Regions from separate parts of the Mus musculus genome. Here region 2 is linked to region 1. The links are chromatin loops, found by intact Hi-C in ENCODE. Cell type or tissue: gastrocnemius. All regions are shown on one strand. Links, peaks and the distances in the headings refer to the core of each region. The heading gives the core; the rest is flanking DNA.

Evidence for each region. Hi-C counts contacts between places; a loop is a spot of excess contacts. Peaks named below come from ENCODE experiments on the same cell type or tissue, not always from the same donor. Only the 100,000 strongest peaks of a DNase experiment are listed, where the experiment ranks them.
Region 2: a loop joins it to region 1, with 4 times the contacts of the local background. A loop is called at or near these places in 18 of 42 quality-filtered maps.

What each region holds. Positions count from the first base shown.
Region 1 is chr5:144,149,669-144,157,997 of GRCm38, forward strand. Lmtk2 (lemur tyrosine kinase 2) reads left to right here. Exons shown (of 14, transcript NM_001081109.2): 7 at 7,193-7,326. Among named protein-coding and RNA genes, the nearest start is that of Bhlha15, 36 kb to the right of the region's middle. In gastrocnemius, for the core only: a CTCF peak has its summit at 5,085 (motif pointing left); a DNase peak (open chromatin) is centred at 5,065; H3K27ac peaks cover 891 bases.
Region 2 is chr5:144,095,385-144,103,713 of GRCm38, forward strand. It overlaps Lmtk2 (lemur tyrosine kinase 2), which reads left to right and starts at 4,977. Exons shown (of 14, transcript NM_001081109.2): 1 at 4,977-5,392. The coding sequence starts at 5,290. In gastrocnemius, for the core only: a CTCF peak has its summit at 4,848 (motif pointing right); DNase peaks (open chromatin) are centred at 4,414 and 4,934; H3K4me3 peaks cover 1,791 bases; H3K27ac peaks cover 1,222 bases.

The DNA.
Region 1 (8,329 bases), core at 103-8,102:
TGACCCAAAATAACTCCCCACTTCATTTGGATAACATTGTGCTGCTAAAAAAGCAAGCAGGCTGCATTGTGCAGTTAGCGTTAACTCCTAAGTATGCTTTAGATATTTCTATCCTTGGTAGAGGCGGTTAAGTCTGAAGGAAAGTTGATCAGTGCGTAGCCTTAGTTGGATCCATCCTAGTTTGACCCTAAATCCCTGTGGTTTGGCTATAGCAGCAAAGACGATTCACCTTACTGTTGAGTCAGTGCACAGATGGCTAGGTTGCAGTTGGCTTTAGGGTCAATTGTTTTGTCTTGTCTCTGTAAATGGTGGCATATGTACGCGCACACTCCAATACAGGCAAACAAGCACCAGCCGGTATTCTGACCTTATTTCATGCGTGTTTTATGGGCTTTTGGGTCAATCTGTGCTTTGTTCAACTCTAGAATCCCTCTTTTGGGTAGATGTAACCCATTCATTCTTCTCTGCTTTAAGTCTCTCACAAATAGTCACGTTAGACGCTTGCTAACCTGCAATTCTAATCCGGAATGTGCCATCCACTCCAGTTATCCTCGTTACTATAGTACTTGGCAGTTTCTTTCTACCCTCTTAGATTCTCTTCCAACCCCCCTCCCAACCTTATGTTATGCAGGTGGCTGTTCTGCTTTTGTAGATAAATATTTGTCCACAACATGTATGTCTGGTGCCCACAGAAGGCCAGAAGAGGGCATAGGGTCCTTGGAACTGGAATTACAGATGGGCATGAGCGCAGTGGGTACTGGGAAGGAGCTGGAGTCCTGGAAGGGCTGGAAGCGCCTTAACTTCTGAGCCATCTCTCCAGCCCCTTCTTTTGGATTTTTTATTGATCTTGTTTCAGTTTCCCCTATCAGTTTGCATTTAGCTTCCATTTCCTAGCTGTGTGAGTTCAGAGCCAGTAAAGAACACTTGACCTGCATTCGAGGGGTCAGGCCCACTCATCAGAAGCCTCCTTCTCTGGGGCTCAGGAAATGGCTTAGTAGGTAAAAGAGTTTGCTGTAGGCACAGAAAGAACCAAGGCAAAACTCTGCAGCAGTTCCTGTCTCAGACAAGCTGGAAGGCAGGAGCTGACGCCTAAGGAAAGCTGCCTCATCCCTTGCTGTGGTTAATCTCATACCTGTTAAGTTATGGTCTCTCTGCATTTGCGTTAGGGTAAAAATCCCATTTGTCCCTGCAAGCCAGCTTTGGGCTCACTCTTCCGAGCCTAGAAAACCTCACAGGTTGGTTCTTCAGCAGCCAAGACTGGGCCCTCCCTGGATTCTGAAGTCTGGCTACCCTAAGCTCAGTTCCTGCAGAGCCTGTACTGTAGGAGAAATCAGGAGGGTCCTGAAAATGGTGCCCACCTGCACAGACTGCAGGGATGTCCCCTGGGGCCAGTAGGCCTCAGGTGTGCCTGGAACCCCTTTTCAGAGCTACATGCTTACCCATGGCCTTCCTGGAAACAGGCCATTCTTCGAGGAGGAATGTAATCCAAATGCAGGAGCCAGCCTCTCCTAAGCCACTGCAGCTACACTGTCTCTATCTGCTCTTAGGACAAGAGTCCCCGTGTGCACTGATACCATCTCCTGCGCAGACAAGCAAGAATATTTTTGCACTTAAGTAATCCATATACAGTTACCAGCCTGACTTTAGAACACTTGGAACTCTTCTGAAAGCATGTGACAACTCTGCTTTGACCAGTTTATAATGCTTGATGGTAGCTGTACTTGAGACACAATTTGAAAGATGACTACAGGGTTTCTTGTAACTTGCCATAGTGTTTACACAATGCTCTCTCAGGATACCAAGGCAGTGTAAGTGCTTCAGTTGAGGATTGCTCATCTAAGAAAAATGTACTGAATATGTGTGTGACCCTGAGAGCTGTGCTCAGTACTCAGGAAATTCCGAGATGATGGGTCTGCCCTGCCCAGTGTGCCTGCAGCCGACTCGCCTATCAGTTCAGGTAGACTCACCCACGGTTAGGGTTTAAGGTCATTATTTTATAGAAAGCATTTGGTAAATGGGGTGTGTGTGTGTGTGTGTGTGTGTGTGTGTGTTGTGTGTTTTTGGGGGTGTGCACATGTTACAGCACAAGTGGAAATTAGAGGACAACTTTCACTGTGTAGTTCTAAGAATGAAACTCAGATACTCAGGTTGGTGTCAAGCACCTTTACCCAATAAGCCATCTCGTCGGCTCACCTTCTCTGCTCAGTGTTTGCTGTCCTGGGGATGCACAGGGATCTTGAGCGCCAAAGGCGAGCCACTGAGCCACACCAGAGAGTGTCGGAGTTCAGACTAGGGTCCTGAGGGAAGCCTGGCCTGGAAGTGAACGTTACAGAGAGAGAAGCCACATTAAGTTTCCCTCATAGTGACACAGGTGCCCTGTTAGATGTAAAGTCAGTAGCTTTTACCTACATGGCACAACTTCCAGGAAGAAGAATCAGATGGAACTGGGACTATCCAGCGCACTGTGCTAGTGTGGTCGCTTGAGTGAGGTGTCCCCAGTCATTTGAGAGTTTGTTCCACAGTTGGTGAGAAGGAAGGTTGTGGCCTTGTTGGAGCAAGTCTGCCTTTCGAGGTGGACTTGGAGAATAAAAAGCCTGCGACCTTCCCAGTGTGCTTTCTCAGCTTGTGCTTGTGGTTCAAGACTCAAGCCCTTGCCTTCCGCCCTCAGCACTCAGCAGGCTGAGGCAAGAGGCTGCCTGCCTCCCCACACGGGGACATCCAGGCCAGGCTGTGTTACAAAGTAAGACCCTGTGGAAAAAGAAAAAGAAAAATACTTCCCATGGTAGCTCTCTTTGGCTATGTTTTATATACAAAGTAATAAGGTCATAAAATAAATTTATGAGTCCAATAAAAATCTGAAATTACAGATTTTCTCCTACGTTCATCATTATTAGACCATTAATGAAATGTTGGCATGGCACAGCTTGGGAATATGACTGACCTGGCTTGAACTTGGTGCACATCATTTGGAGCTTCTCCCAAAATGTGTGCCTTCTCTTGCTCAGCAAGCATACTGTGTGTCCATTATGTGTGAGGTTTAGGGACACAGCAGGGATAAGGTAAAAACCTAGCAGTGTTCACAGCTTGCTTATAGTAGAATAAACAAAGGAAAAGATTGTTTGCAAACAACAGTGTGTTTGGTGGGGTGTGGGGTGTCACAACATGGCTTATTTTTTAAACGATGAACTTAAAAGGTTATAACTTGGGGTTAGAGAGATTGTTAAACAATAAAGGATATTTGCTGCCTTTTGAGAAGACGGGGGCTTAATTCCCAGCATCCATATGACAGCCTACAGCCCTCTGTAACTCCGTTTCCCTTTCTGACCTCTGCATGCACTGCACAGACATACACGAAGGCAAAAATGCATTACACATAAAATAATAATACATTTTTTAAAAGGCTACGATTAGCAATAAAGCTCTTGCCAAGAATCTACCAGTGCGGGCCTGGGAGTATAGTTCAGAGGTAGAACACTTGCTTAGCATGAACAAGTCCTATGTTCAACTCCCAGCCCTAAAAACAACAGAAAATATGATCAGCTTTGGGGCTCAGACAAAGGCGAACATGGGATGCACTTCAGACAACACGACAGCAGTAGCCTTCCATAAATTCCAGCTGTGCCTTTACTTTGAAAACTGGCAAGACCTGGAGATCCATAGTTTGGAGGTGGGCTTAAAGACAGGATTTACTAATGGCATCTTTGATTTTTTCTGATCTGCTGAATAGTGGACATGCCATAGTTTGCATCGTTACAGGCTTTGCTCTGGATATGCGTTGCACTGGAGCTACCTCTTAGACATCCTAGGAGAAAAGCATAAGGTGTCAGGGGGCCACACGCACAGCACACGTAGCCATGGAATGCATGCAGACAGTGAGAGGACTGCTGAGCTGGTAGTGACAGCTTTACTCATCTGCATCTACTACAGACTCTAGGACTTGGGAACCCATGCTTAGTGTTACAGTAGACAGGGAGACCAAGCCTTACACAGCATACATGGCTGTGGAGTGGATACAGAGCAGTGAGAGGAGAATGGACCAGGGAAGGACCACCAGGTATCCAGTGACATGGAAAGGCATGCTGGAGACTGTGGTGCCCGGAGCCAGCTGGAGAACACTAAGGGAGTTGGCTAAGGAAGCTAGCTCAGGTAGTTATTTTGTTTAATAGCTTTTTATATTTATATATTTTGTGTGGGGCAGGGTGGGGGAAGCACATGTGTGTCCTGGGTACACACTTGGAGTTGGTTCTTTCCACCATGTTGGGTATGGAGCTCAGATTGTCAGGCTGGGTGTTGAGCCATCGTGCTGTCCCACAAAGAGGCTGAGTTTGAAGGAAGAATGAGACCTGGGGCAGATTTTTGGCTGGTGCTTGGCAGAACGGCTAGCTGTGAGGATGAGGGTTCAGCAGGTAGCTGAGTAGTGGCTGTACAGTGGCTGTTCAAGGGAAGGGGCCTGAGGATGCAGCCAGGACAGACCAGGCAGAGAGGAGTCTGCTCGGGAAGGAAGACAGGAATGGCAGTAGCAAGCCCAGCCTGGGATGAGGAGGTGGGGCAGGAGCTGCTAGCTTTTGTTGCTTTTCCTGAGAGCTGCTTCATAGTAGAGCTGAGAGAAGAGGACTTTGAGGAGAGGGGGTTTAGGTGGCCACAAGCTGATAACCCACAAGCAAGAGGCAATGCTTCAACTGGGACATACCCATTTCATGGAGGGACATACTGGGCCATATTTCATTCATGAAAGTAAGAGAGATTCAGGATCATCTGTACTTGAGTTTGAGGATAGCCTGGGCTATCTAAGAGCCTATCTCAAAACAGAACAAAGTTCTTTAAACATATTAGACATACAAATGACCTGCATTTCCAATATAAAGGTATTTACTGTTTCCATTACATTAAATGGGTTAACATTAGATTAAGTTAAAATGTATTAAAATTAATTCACTGTGCTTAGTGATCTGCCAAAATCCTGCATACAGCGCCACCGCCACCCGCCTTTTGTGTTGGAATTTAGGAGGGCTGTAAGTGGCCCACATCTAAGAAGTCCTTGCAAGGTGCTTGTCTCACTAATGCTGGGTGTAGCTCCCTGTCGCCATCTAGTGTCAGCAAATTGTCTTTCTTGGGTTTACTTGAAAAATTTAAAGCCTCGATAAAGAGAATTTCGTTTTCATTTAAAACACATTGAGGTTCTTGGTGATTTCTTATTTTTTCTATAAATAACAGACAGTACTAATTGTCCATATCTACTCGATAAGCACCTTTAAAATATAAATAAGAAAAGTTGAGCCCTGTTGACATAGTCCTGTAATCTCAGCTACTTAGTAACTGAATCAGGAGGATCACAAATTTAGATCCAGCCCAGGCGACACATGAGATATTGCCCCATAATAAAAAGGCAGGAAAGCGCTAAGATGGAGCTCAGTGGAAGACCACCTGCCAGATGTGCCAGATGTGGCCCTGGCCTCAGTTCCCGGAGTATGGTCCTACCAGTTAGTAAACTGGGAGGGATAAGCACAGTTCATTGAGACAAACTTCTTTCCTTTTTCTTTGTTTCCTCTCTCTTTGGATTCTTGTGTTCCAGGTTGGCTTCAAAGTTATTTTATTGCCAAGGATGACCTTGACTTCCTCATCCTCCTGCCTCCGCCTTTTAGGTAGCAGAGACCATTGCCGCAGTTAGCTCTTGAACAAATTTCTTGACTCTTCTAAGCCTTAGTTCTGTATCTGCAAGATACCTGAAGTTATGAGAAATGTGCACCATAGGCACACAGTGCTCAAAGGCAAGAAATGGGAGTCCTGTTACTTGGGAGGATGGGGTGAGAATTTTTGACTGGTCTGCATTACATAGTCATGCTCTTATCTCAAAACAACAAAATACGATTAATTCAAAAATAATCACTGTTATCAACAGACGCTAGGATTGTTAAAGAGAGGAGTAGAAACCAATGCATTATTGTGTACGATGAACTAACCGTGGACAGCTGCCTCTGGGTGAATATTACGAGTGCAGATCTGGTCCTGGGAGGGATCTGACAGATTTGCTCTCTTCAGTAAACTTACTGAAATGTCCAGGAGCTCCTCCACCCCCTGACTTTGTTTTCGAGTTGGATTTTAAGCTGTAAGATCTTGAGTTACTTCCTACCTTAGTAACAGATCATAAAAATCTTCAATTTGGGGCCTGGGCAAATGGCATAATCCTAGCCATAGAGAGACAGAAGGGTCACTGAAGCTAACTAGTCAGGCCAGTAAGAGACACTGTCTCAAAAACTAAGGCAGAGAATGATAGAGGAAGATGCCAGGGTTGACCTCTTGAGCACGTGTGTACACATTCCTCTCCCCAGTAGCTTTTGTTTGGATTAGATCAAATCAGTAAATATCTATTCTTATGTAAAGAGACTATAACATTATTTTCTCAAGAGCATCCCCCAAGCAGAGATGATATCTATGATATCTACCACTGCCTAGAGCAGCCATAGGGAGTAGCCAGGGAGCTGGATGCCTATGTGTCTGACTGGAGTTTGTCCCTTTTCTGCTCAGGCTGCCATCCTCTGCCTAGGCTTTTTGAGATGAATTGGTGTTCACAGGAGGCTGGCGTGTTCTTTCTCATGTTGTCCCTGGGGAAGGATGCTGAGTGAGACCTGAGTCTGTCACTAGCACTGAGTGGCTTTCCCCACCTCTTCCACTCTTGTTTTCTTTATGTAGTCTCTTCTCCATGGCTTACTCATGCATAAATGGTGGCCATGAGCTTTGTGATGAAGTACTCACTGACCATGTGTGTCCTGGAAATGGAAGTCAGATCTGAAGGGGCCTCCTCCAGTTTGTACGCTGGGGAGCAGGCAGTTTGGGGCTGTGTGTGTATGTGATCAAGGTCGCCCCTGGTGGCTACGTATTGCACTTTCTAGTCTGCTCCAGGAATTAGAAAAAGCTTCCTGCTTATTCTCCTTTAAACTTCAGGCTTCATGTTCCAATTTTTCAAAATAGTGAATAGTACCTTTTTTTAACTCTCCATATCACTTCTTCATTACCTGAAGGTTTCTAGACATCTGTACTGCACTGAGTCTACCCGTGCGTCGTTGTCAGACTGTATTTCCTTTACTGTTCTGTTCTGTATAGTTCTTCATAGTTCAGACCAGCTGCATTGCTTGTCTAGGTACTTGGTTTCTTCTGGTGCTGCACTTGACACTCGCATGCTTGTTTTTTGCAGGGTGACCTGAAGGCTTACCTGCACAATGAGCAAGAACACGTGCGGGGTGATTCACAGACCATGCTGCTACAGAGGATGGCGTGTGAGATTGCCGCAGGGCTGGCAGCCATGCACAAGCTGCACTTTCTGCACAGGTAGATCTGGCTGGGCACAGGCACGGGCACACCTCATGTCGTTGTAGTTGCTGCTTTCTGGAGAGGTTGACAGGTTTGGGAAGAGGGCTGGGGAACGGCTGGCTGTAACTTAGTTGGTAGACTGCTAACATGCCTAAAACTCCGGACTTCGGAAACTACACATAGTGGTACATAGGAGACAGGAGGATCACAAAGAAGTTAAAAGACATCCTCAACTGCAGAGTTGAGTTTAAGGCCAACCTGGGATGCATGAGAGCCTAATTCAAAAACACCAACCAAAAACAAAGGCAGGAAGAGTGGAAGACGGAAGGAGGAAACCAGAGACTAGGTTGTATCGTGAGTGCTCTGCTTTAGACATGGTGGTGAAGACAGAGTTGGGCTGGAGTTAAACCAATGCTGAGGAGTGGAATGAATGCAGCCTGAAGTCTGGGGAATCCCTGAGGAATGTGCAGCGGTGTAGGAAGTGCACAAGCCTCAGGGTAGGGAGGGAATGTCGCTGGCTCTCTCCTGACCTCTGGCTCTGAGCTTCTACTCCGTAAGCTTTAGGCTGGGGTCCTGTCAGGTGCTCCCCGTCACAGCCCCGAGGAAGAGGTGCTGGAAGCAACAGTCTTTTTTCTTTCTGTAGGTGGCCTTGGTTTCTGGCCAGCTAGCAAGTTGGCTTAAGAGTGTCAGGTCTGAAGGGCCTCCTCTGCTTTGCACGCTGGAGTTCAGGCAGTTTGGGGCTGTGTGTGTATGTGATCAGGGCCGCCCCTGGGGGTTGCACAGTTTACTTTGTAGTCTGCTCCATGAATTAGAAAAAGCTTCCTGCTTCAGGCTTTCAAGTTCCAAATTTTCAAAATAGAATTATTTTGGAATAGAGTCAAGAACACCATTCCAGAAGAGGGAGTCAGATATCTTTCTTTCTCACTCTCTGTCTTCAGTGAGAATTGCCTTTGATGCAGGCACTCTTCCTACCTGCCACTTTCTCAGTTAAGCTGGAAGTCAGCGATCCCCTGTGATGTTG
Region 2 (8,329 bases), core at 322-8,321, 54 kb before region 1:
GTAGGAGTGGGGGTAGAGGTGGGGGTGGGAATCGTTGGTTAGTATGATTTTTAAAGTGATTTTTTTCCCATTGTTGAATGTTACTGCCTGCTGTGTACTTTTTGTAAATCCCGTGATTGTCTTATGGAGAACCTCATTATACTGGTGTAGAGATTACATATATTGAAAGTGTTAATTTATTAAACATAAACTATGTTATACTGAGTTTCACCCCCACCTTGCAAGTGGGAAGTGGCTCAGAGCTCTGAAAGTCACATGACGATCTGCTCTTGAGTCACAAGCCCTAGACAGGATGCAGAAAGAAGGCAAGGTTTTCACAGAGACGCATTTGCACGGATAGCCAGCAAAGCAGCTGAAAGATCCAGCTAAATACCAAGCAGGACGAGGCTGGCAGAGGACTAGCAATTGTGATGGACTTTAACCTACTTGGTCTCCCAATAGGCCCCAAGCTGGATTAAAGTACTTCAATAGCAAGCAGGATTCAAGTTAGAGAAGCCAGGGACAGTCTATAAGAACCTTATGGAGGTGTCGCCTGAGAGGCAGTTTAGTGGCCAGAGTGATGGCTGCTCTTCAGATGATTGGGTTCAATTCCTGGCACTGGTATATTGGCTGATAGTCATCTGTAAGTCCAGTTCTGGGGATCCAGGGCTTTCTTTTGGCCTCCTTGGGTCTTGCACACATGCGGTACAGAGAGGTACATGTGGTCTGGCTCTGCCTGTGAGTGCCCTGCCATTGTGTATCTTGTATTTGTTCAGTTATTTTGTTGGTGTTTTTGGAGACGGGGTTTTTGCTATGTAGTCCAGGCTGGCCCCACTTCCTGAGTTCTGAGATTACAGGTGTGTACATCAATACCAGTCCTATGTATTGTATTGGAGGACCCCAGGGCTTTGTGCATGCTGGGTAAATTCTCTGCCAACTAAGCTACACCCCCAGCAGCAGCATCTTCTTAAGCTAACCCAGATGGATCGTCATAAACAACTGGACAATTTCTAGAGTTTTGAAGAAGTTCATTTTGACTACTAAAAGTTTTATTGTTTTATTATATATGTTGGGGGTCCAGGAATTGCCCCACAAACTACATGGACACCATTCTCAGACAGGGATGGTATATTCAACACACACCTAAAGACTGATGGACCAGAGCAACAGCTCAGGATCAATAGTTCAAAGCTGTGCACTGGACATTTCTCAGGGCTATCTTATAAAGGCTAAAACCACAAAAGCCACAATGAGCTCATTCGCAGATGCTGGAAGTGCAGCCCAGTGGTTAGCCCCGACTCAAGTCATTTTAGACATAACAGCTCATATTGACCTCTAATTTGATGGGTCCCACATGACGCTTACAGTTGTGAGATTTCTTAAGATAAACCTCAGAACATACAGAACATAACAGGGTATGTGCTCAGCATGACCCTGCTCTGAGTCAAGTTATTTTTCCGTGTCAGTGACTGGCAGGCATATTACAGCAACTGTATGAAATAGCTGGTGGGCATGAAACAACATGGCTACAGCTATGCTGTGGGCGGGGCAGGAGTCAACAGTGTACACGGGGACCTTTCCATAGCATAATCGGCAGCCCACGCTTTCCCTGCTGAGCCACGGTTTTCATAGTGCTGTGTTGCTTTCCATTTTAGAAAGACTTCCCTCTACTGTCTTTGGGTTTTCTTTGTTTGTTGGTTTGAAGACAGGGCTCCTCTGTGTAGCTCTCTCTGGCTGTTCTGGAACTTGCTCTGTTTATCAGACCTGCCTTGAGCTCAGAGATCTGCCTGCCTCTGCTTCTCAGGTGCTGAGATTAAAGACATGCACCACCACCATCCAGCTCTTTGTTTTGAAAGGTTTACTCAATTGTATATTTATATGTTGTTTGGGGGGCGGGTTAGTTGTTTAGGACGAGGTTTTCATGGAACTCAGACTGTCTTTGAACTCCTGATCCTTCGCTACTACTTCCTAGTGCTGGGGTGACAGAGGTGTTCCACCACATCTCTGATTCTGTTTTCCTGTGCTTAGAGGGCTGGAGATAGAGCTCAGTTGGTAAAGTGCAGACCTCACATTCATGAAGCACTGGGCTTGCTTGCACTCCAGTACTACAGATCCTAGGCTTAGTGACATGTCTGAAATCCAACCACTTAGGAGGAAGAAACAGGGGTATCAGAAGTTCAAAGTCATCTTTTGCTCTGTACTGAGTTCACAGCCAGCCTACGACAACATGAGACTCTGTCTCAAAAAGAAAGAGAAGAAGGAGGGAGAGGAAGAGCAAGAGGTGGGAGAGAGGGGCTCAGCAATTAAGAGCACTTGTCACTCCTACAGAGGACTGGGGTTCAGTTCCCAGAACCCATTTGGAGCCCTCACAACTGCCTGTAACTCTGGCTCCTGAGGATTAAATACCCTTTTCCAGTCTCCAATGGCACAGTTCAAACACAGATACAGCCATACAAGCAGGCAAAAGAAAACAAAACAAAATTCACAAAACAATCTTCTTTTCTCTTTCTTTTTTTCCTTCATTAGAAAGAATGGCTATGTTTAACTACTGGCCCACAAAATTCCTAACGATTTTACCAATGGCTTTCCTCAGGACCCTCCTGGATGCCCCATATGATGAGAGTTGAGCTCACAGGGCACCACCTCTTCATAGCTGCAACTCATCCTGTGCGAAACATATCCTTCGGCGTGCAAGCCGCTAGCAGGGCTGGCTGGCAGAACACACAATGCCAGGAGGTCGGGTGTTCTGAACGGTGGCTTGGCACTGAGGAGAACCTGGAGAAGGCTGCAGACAAGTGCAAACCGGGACAGAACCACTGACTTATAATTGATTCCGAGCCCAGGGAAATCTCAGTTTAACTTATGCTAAAAGCTGACTTCTTCTTTTTTTGTTTTTTTTGTTTTTTTGTTTTTTTGTTTTTTTTTGTTTCCTGACTCTGAGGTGAAACCTCACCAACCCAGCAAGTCTTTGTTTGTCTTGCAGATTCTCTAACTAGGAGTCTCTGAGACAAGTGCGGGGCAAAGGTAGAGGCGGTGCGGTGGGGGCTGGGGTAAAGGTTTCCATTAGACAGCCTCTGAGGAATGTGTACCTTACCCCGTGCTCCACGGGAGGGGGAAAACAGTTGTGTGTTTGTGTGTGTTTCAACTGTGGGGCTTGCTCACATAATAACAAGACCTGCTTTGTGATCGCAGAATGCCTCGTTGTTGGGGTGCATCTTAATTATGATTAATTACCAGGAGGATTATGAGGAAGGGCTTTCACTGAGCCAGCTCTGCTCCTCACAGAGCCTCTTGTCAGGTTGGAGCATGAATTCCCGGCTTCCTTGGATGCAGTGGGTAGAGCTTCCGGATGGAAGTCAACGCACAGCGGGGCAATTGTACCTCCTCTCTAGACCTTTGCCTTCCTTCCCCTCTGCCCAGAAAGATCAGCAGGAAGAGGCCGAGTTGAGCTCAAGTGTCACAGGCCGGCTACTGCTTTCCTCAGGTTTTTAGTGTGGCTTGCCTCGATCAACACCAGACATATTCCCTAGACATCCTGTGCCCCGGGCTGAGTCAGTTAGCACCACGGACAGCTAAGTGTTTACAATGGGTTTTTGGAGGGAGTTTGGAAACCAGGTGAAGCTCTGGGCTTGCAAGTTGCTAAAGTTCCACCTGATAAGATGCAAGGCAGCTCTTCAGGTGTTTTTATTCACAAATTGGACTCCCAGAGTCAGCAAAGGTGGTCTCCCCAACCCCAAGGAAGGGGCTCAGAGCTGTGTTACAGTCAAACACTTTCTCCCTTTCTATTATGTGTGCATGGATGTATGTGTTGTGTGCATGGATGTATGTGTTGTGTGCATGGATGTATGTGTTGCTTGTGTTTGCATGTGATTTGTTTATGTGTGTGCATTTTCTCCACCTGTCCCTGTGTATGTATGTGTGTGTGTGTGTGTGTGTGTGTGTGTGTGTGAAGGCCAGAAGAGTGTCTTTCCTCGGGGTCAGGGTCCACTTTTTGTTTTTGAGGCAGGGTCTCTTATTGGCCCGAAACTTACCTAGCAAGTTTGTCTGGCTTGTCAGCGAGTCCTACGAGCCATCTTTTTTTCTGCCTCTTCAGCAAGCATTGTCCACTAAGGTTAGATTTTCTTTATGTGGATTTCTTGGGGATCAAATTCAGGCCCTCAAGCTTGCAAGGCAAGCAATCTCTTCATTGCATTTGAGACATCTTCTACCTCACCTGGAAGTTGCTCCCTCCTCACACCCATCACCAACACCTAGCACAGTTCCAGTAGAGAACACCCAGGAGGAGCTCCAAGGTGACTCAAGACAGGGCTGCTGTCCTCAAGGGGTTTACAGTCACAGGAACAATAAAACATGACAGTCGGCCCAGGGCTGGGCTAGGTCGGGGCTGTGGATGCTCAGTTATTTGTGGGATTGGGGTGAAGCCATCGATGAAGTCATACATATTCCAGGTGTGTCTTGACGAATGAAAGGATGCGCATCTGCCAGGTGAACAAGAGGGGGCAGGAAGGGCTGGCTGTCTTGGCAGAGGAGCTGGCTTGAGCTCACTGCTACGTCAGTAAGTGAAGTCAGAAACATTCTGTGCTTGATCAATTAAAATTTTTAAAAATTTCAACGTTTCCTCAAGAGCTTATCTGATATGAGGGTCAGCCTAAGAAGAAGAGGCTAAGAAAGTTCTGATAAGTGAAAATGAAGAAAGTAAAACCGGGGATAAAATACCGAGAACCATGTTGGTAAAAATTAGAAAAGAAAAATAAAAAGTAGGAGAAAGAGAGACAAAAGTCCCAGATTAAATTATGTGGGTTATTATGGACTTCTTTATATCTTCCTAAAATAATTGTCGATGTTACCTGCTGCCCACGCCTCATTCCTCTGTCTGCAGGGGGCGCACCGATCGCCACCTTGCCGCCTATGGCTGAGAGGGTGGGGCTCCCGGAGTCAGTATGGATTGACGATTGGCTGGTCCAGGTGTCGGTCCCGGCATCCCGCCTCAGCTCTACGTCACATGACGCAGCCCATCATGGCGGCGGGAGCGCGGCTGCCTGGGCCCGCGGCTCCGCAGGCTGGGCGCCGTTGCTGCTGTTGAGGGGCGGCGGCGGCGGCGGTGGCGGCGCTGACGGGCGGGAAGGATGATGCTGGCTCCGAGGCCAGAGCGGCGGATGCAGACCAGGAACAAGGTTGACGTTTGGCTAAAGAGACGTGTGTCCCGAAGCAGCCGGCGCCGGTGTCGCTGAGGCGGCGCGGAGGGCTGACCGACTGACTGAAGGCGGCGACCCGAGAGCCGGCCCCGTGGGGGACCGCGCGGTGGACGAGATGCCGGGGCCGCCGGCGTCGCCGCCGCCGCCGATGCTCCTGCTGCTCCTGCTCCTGACGGTCGGCTGTGCCCGGGCCGCGCCACTTCCGCAAACAGGTGCAGGTGAGCGGAGCCCGGGGGCTGCGGGGCCGCTGCGTCTTGCGGGGCGGCGGCGAGGGCGGCGGGCTTGCGGGGTTGGGCCACCTCTGCGGCGGATCGGAGGCCTGCCGAGGGCAGGAGGCCGCGGGATGCCCGCGATCTCAGGGAGATTTCTTGCCGCAGGGGCGTGGGATGGGGGGCGGGGGCGCGGCGACACGGTGGGGGTTGGGGAAGACGGCGGGGCGAGGTGGCAGCGATGGGTTCCCCTACCTCCCGGGGGACTCTTTTTCCCGGACTCTTAAACTTGTTGCCCTAAAGGTACCTCCAGCTTCTGTCCTCGACACTTCCTTTTTTTTTTTTTTCTTCTTCCAGATGTCACCTGCCTCTGGTGGCTTTTCTCCCGTCTTATTATAAGAACCGTTTCTTATTTCTCGTCATTCCTTAAATGAAACCAATGACTCGCGGAAGCTGTGCAGTTTCCTTGGCTCACCGAAACTTGTTCTAAAGTTGTAAATTGATTTTAGATGCTGTGGTTGTTGGGCTATTGGTTTATTTATCTGTTTATTTATTTATTTTTTCGGAATGAGTCGCTGGGGATGAGAAAGGAACAAACGATACATAATTTTGTTTTAGGAAGCTAGTGACTGGAGTAGCATAGCAGCTTTTGCGTATCCACTGACAAATTGGCCTGAGGGTAATTGAACTATTTCAGCGAGTGATTCTCTTTTCAAGCTCTCAGCCCTTCTGTATTTTCTGCATATAGTTTTGATTTGGAGTTTATAAATAAAACTTCAGCCAAAGAAACCATCTCAGAAATTTTAAGAAAAAAAAACAAATCTAGGCTAACTTTCCATCATTACGGCTTTCTTTCTTTCTTTCTTTTTTTTTTTCAACGAAGGGGGAGGTATTGACATTTCAAAGAACTTTAGAGGTTGGAAGAAAGCTTAAAGATAATTTAGTCCAATTTCTTCATCTTTTGCTTTGAGGATCCTGGAACCCTGGTGATCAAAAGATATACTCAAGGTGACACAGCCAAGTTGTAGTTAGATTCAAACTTAGGTCTTTGATTCACCTTGTCTTGTGATTCTACACCCACCTCCCAGTTTACTTAAAGTCTTAACTGTCTCTGGAACGCACCTGAGGTCAAGGTTTAAGGGCAGAACTGCCTCCGGTCAATATGGGAGTTTCAAAAAAATCTACAATGAAAGAGGTGTAATGGCTTCCAGAACTACCCTAGGTTATATGCTATTGAGTGCCCTTCAGTTGAGTATTAAGTGGTGTGCTTACACTATATAATGTAGCACTGTGTTTGTGCTATCGCCTCGGAATCAAGTCTTTTTGGTGACTTGAGTGTTCTGAGTCAGTGGATAAGATAACTGAATGTTGACAGAAGTCGATAGTCAACCAGGATGAGAGTGGACATTGCAGAAAATACCGGGGAAGCTGGGAAAGATTATATAGAAAGGTAGTGATGTTGCTATGTAAGGATATTGACATTTAAATAGAAAATTAACACTAGGTAGCACAGTGGATACAGTGTGTGTGTGTGTGTGTGTGTGTGTGTGTGTGAGAGAGAGAGAGAGAGACAAGGCGATTCCAGAAACTTCCAGTAGTTCTTGTGCCTATCAATTTTTATGCATTTTGGCATATATGTGTGTGTTTATGTATGTATGTATGTATGTATGTATATGTGTGTGTATATATATATATACACATATGCATACATATATATATACACATATATACATGTATATGTATATGTGTGTATATAATTTGTGAAAGTGTATCTGCTTATCTATCTTTCTCCCCTGCATTTTATTCTATTGCCACACCATTTTATTTTATATAGGCTGGAATTTCAGAGAGCTGAGGTTCATTGAGGTCTTGTAAAACAAAGCAACCTGAAAAACATAAACCCATGAGTTTTTGACATAAGTGAAGCCCAGGTGATTTGTGTCTTTTGCACGTTTTCCTTTCCTATTTTGATCCTTGGAGGGAGCCGTATAAACTGTGTGTAAATGATGCATTATTAAATATCAAACATGGATGTATGGAATTGTTTCTCTGTCCAAATAGCTTATTGATATTACAACTGGGATAGATTTCTCACCCCTTCCCTCTTCCTTTTTCTCCCTCTCCTTCCCTCCCCCTTTCCTCTTCTGTACTAGGGACTGAACACAAGGTTTCACACATGCACTCAACCAAGGAGATACATTTTTTTTTTTTTTTTGATCAAGGGTAAAGAAACTTTCGTGTTAGTCACATTTATTGAGCTTAGTGGTTAAAAACGAAGGCTCTACCATGAAAATATATATATATATATGTATATATATGCATATAGTAGATAAAAGAGCAGTTATAACTGGGGTGTCTGATTAGAGACCTGTATAGAACAAGGCTGGCCTTCCCAAGTAAGGATGGGCCCATTGCATAGACCCTTTTCCCCCAATATGGGCTGGTTTGTGCCAACTCAACACAACCTAGAGTCATCAAAGAGGAAGGAGCCTCAGTTGAGGAAATGCTTCCATGAGGTCTAGCTCCAAGGCATTTTCTCCATTAGTGACCAATGCGGGAGGGCCCAGCCCATTGTGGGTGGTGCCATCCTTGGGCTGGTGGTCCTGAGCTCTGTAAGAAAGCAGACTGAGCAAGCCAGGGGAAGTAAGCTGCTAAGCATCCTCCATGGCCTCTGCATCAGCTCCTGTCTCGGGATCCTGCCCTGTGTGATTTCCGGTCCTGACTTCCTTCAGTGATGAACAGCAGCTCCGCTGAATAAACCCTTTCCTCCCCAGCTTGCTTTTTGGCCATGGTGTTTTGTTGCAGTAATAGTACCTAAGACGGCCTCCTTGTTCCTATTCTTTGTAAAGGTCAGCCTGTTTAATGGTGCCTTTGAGAAAGCCGACTTTTCAGAAATGGGTTAGGTGTGTGTGTCCTGGGGGATGTACTTTAAGCCAGGTGTGGCGG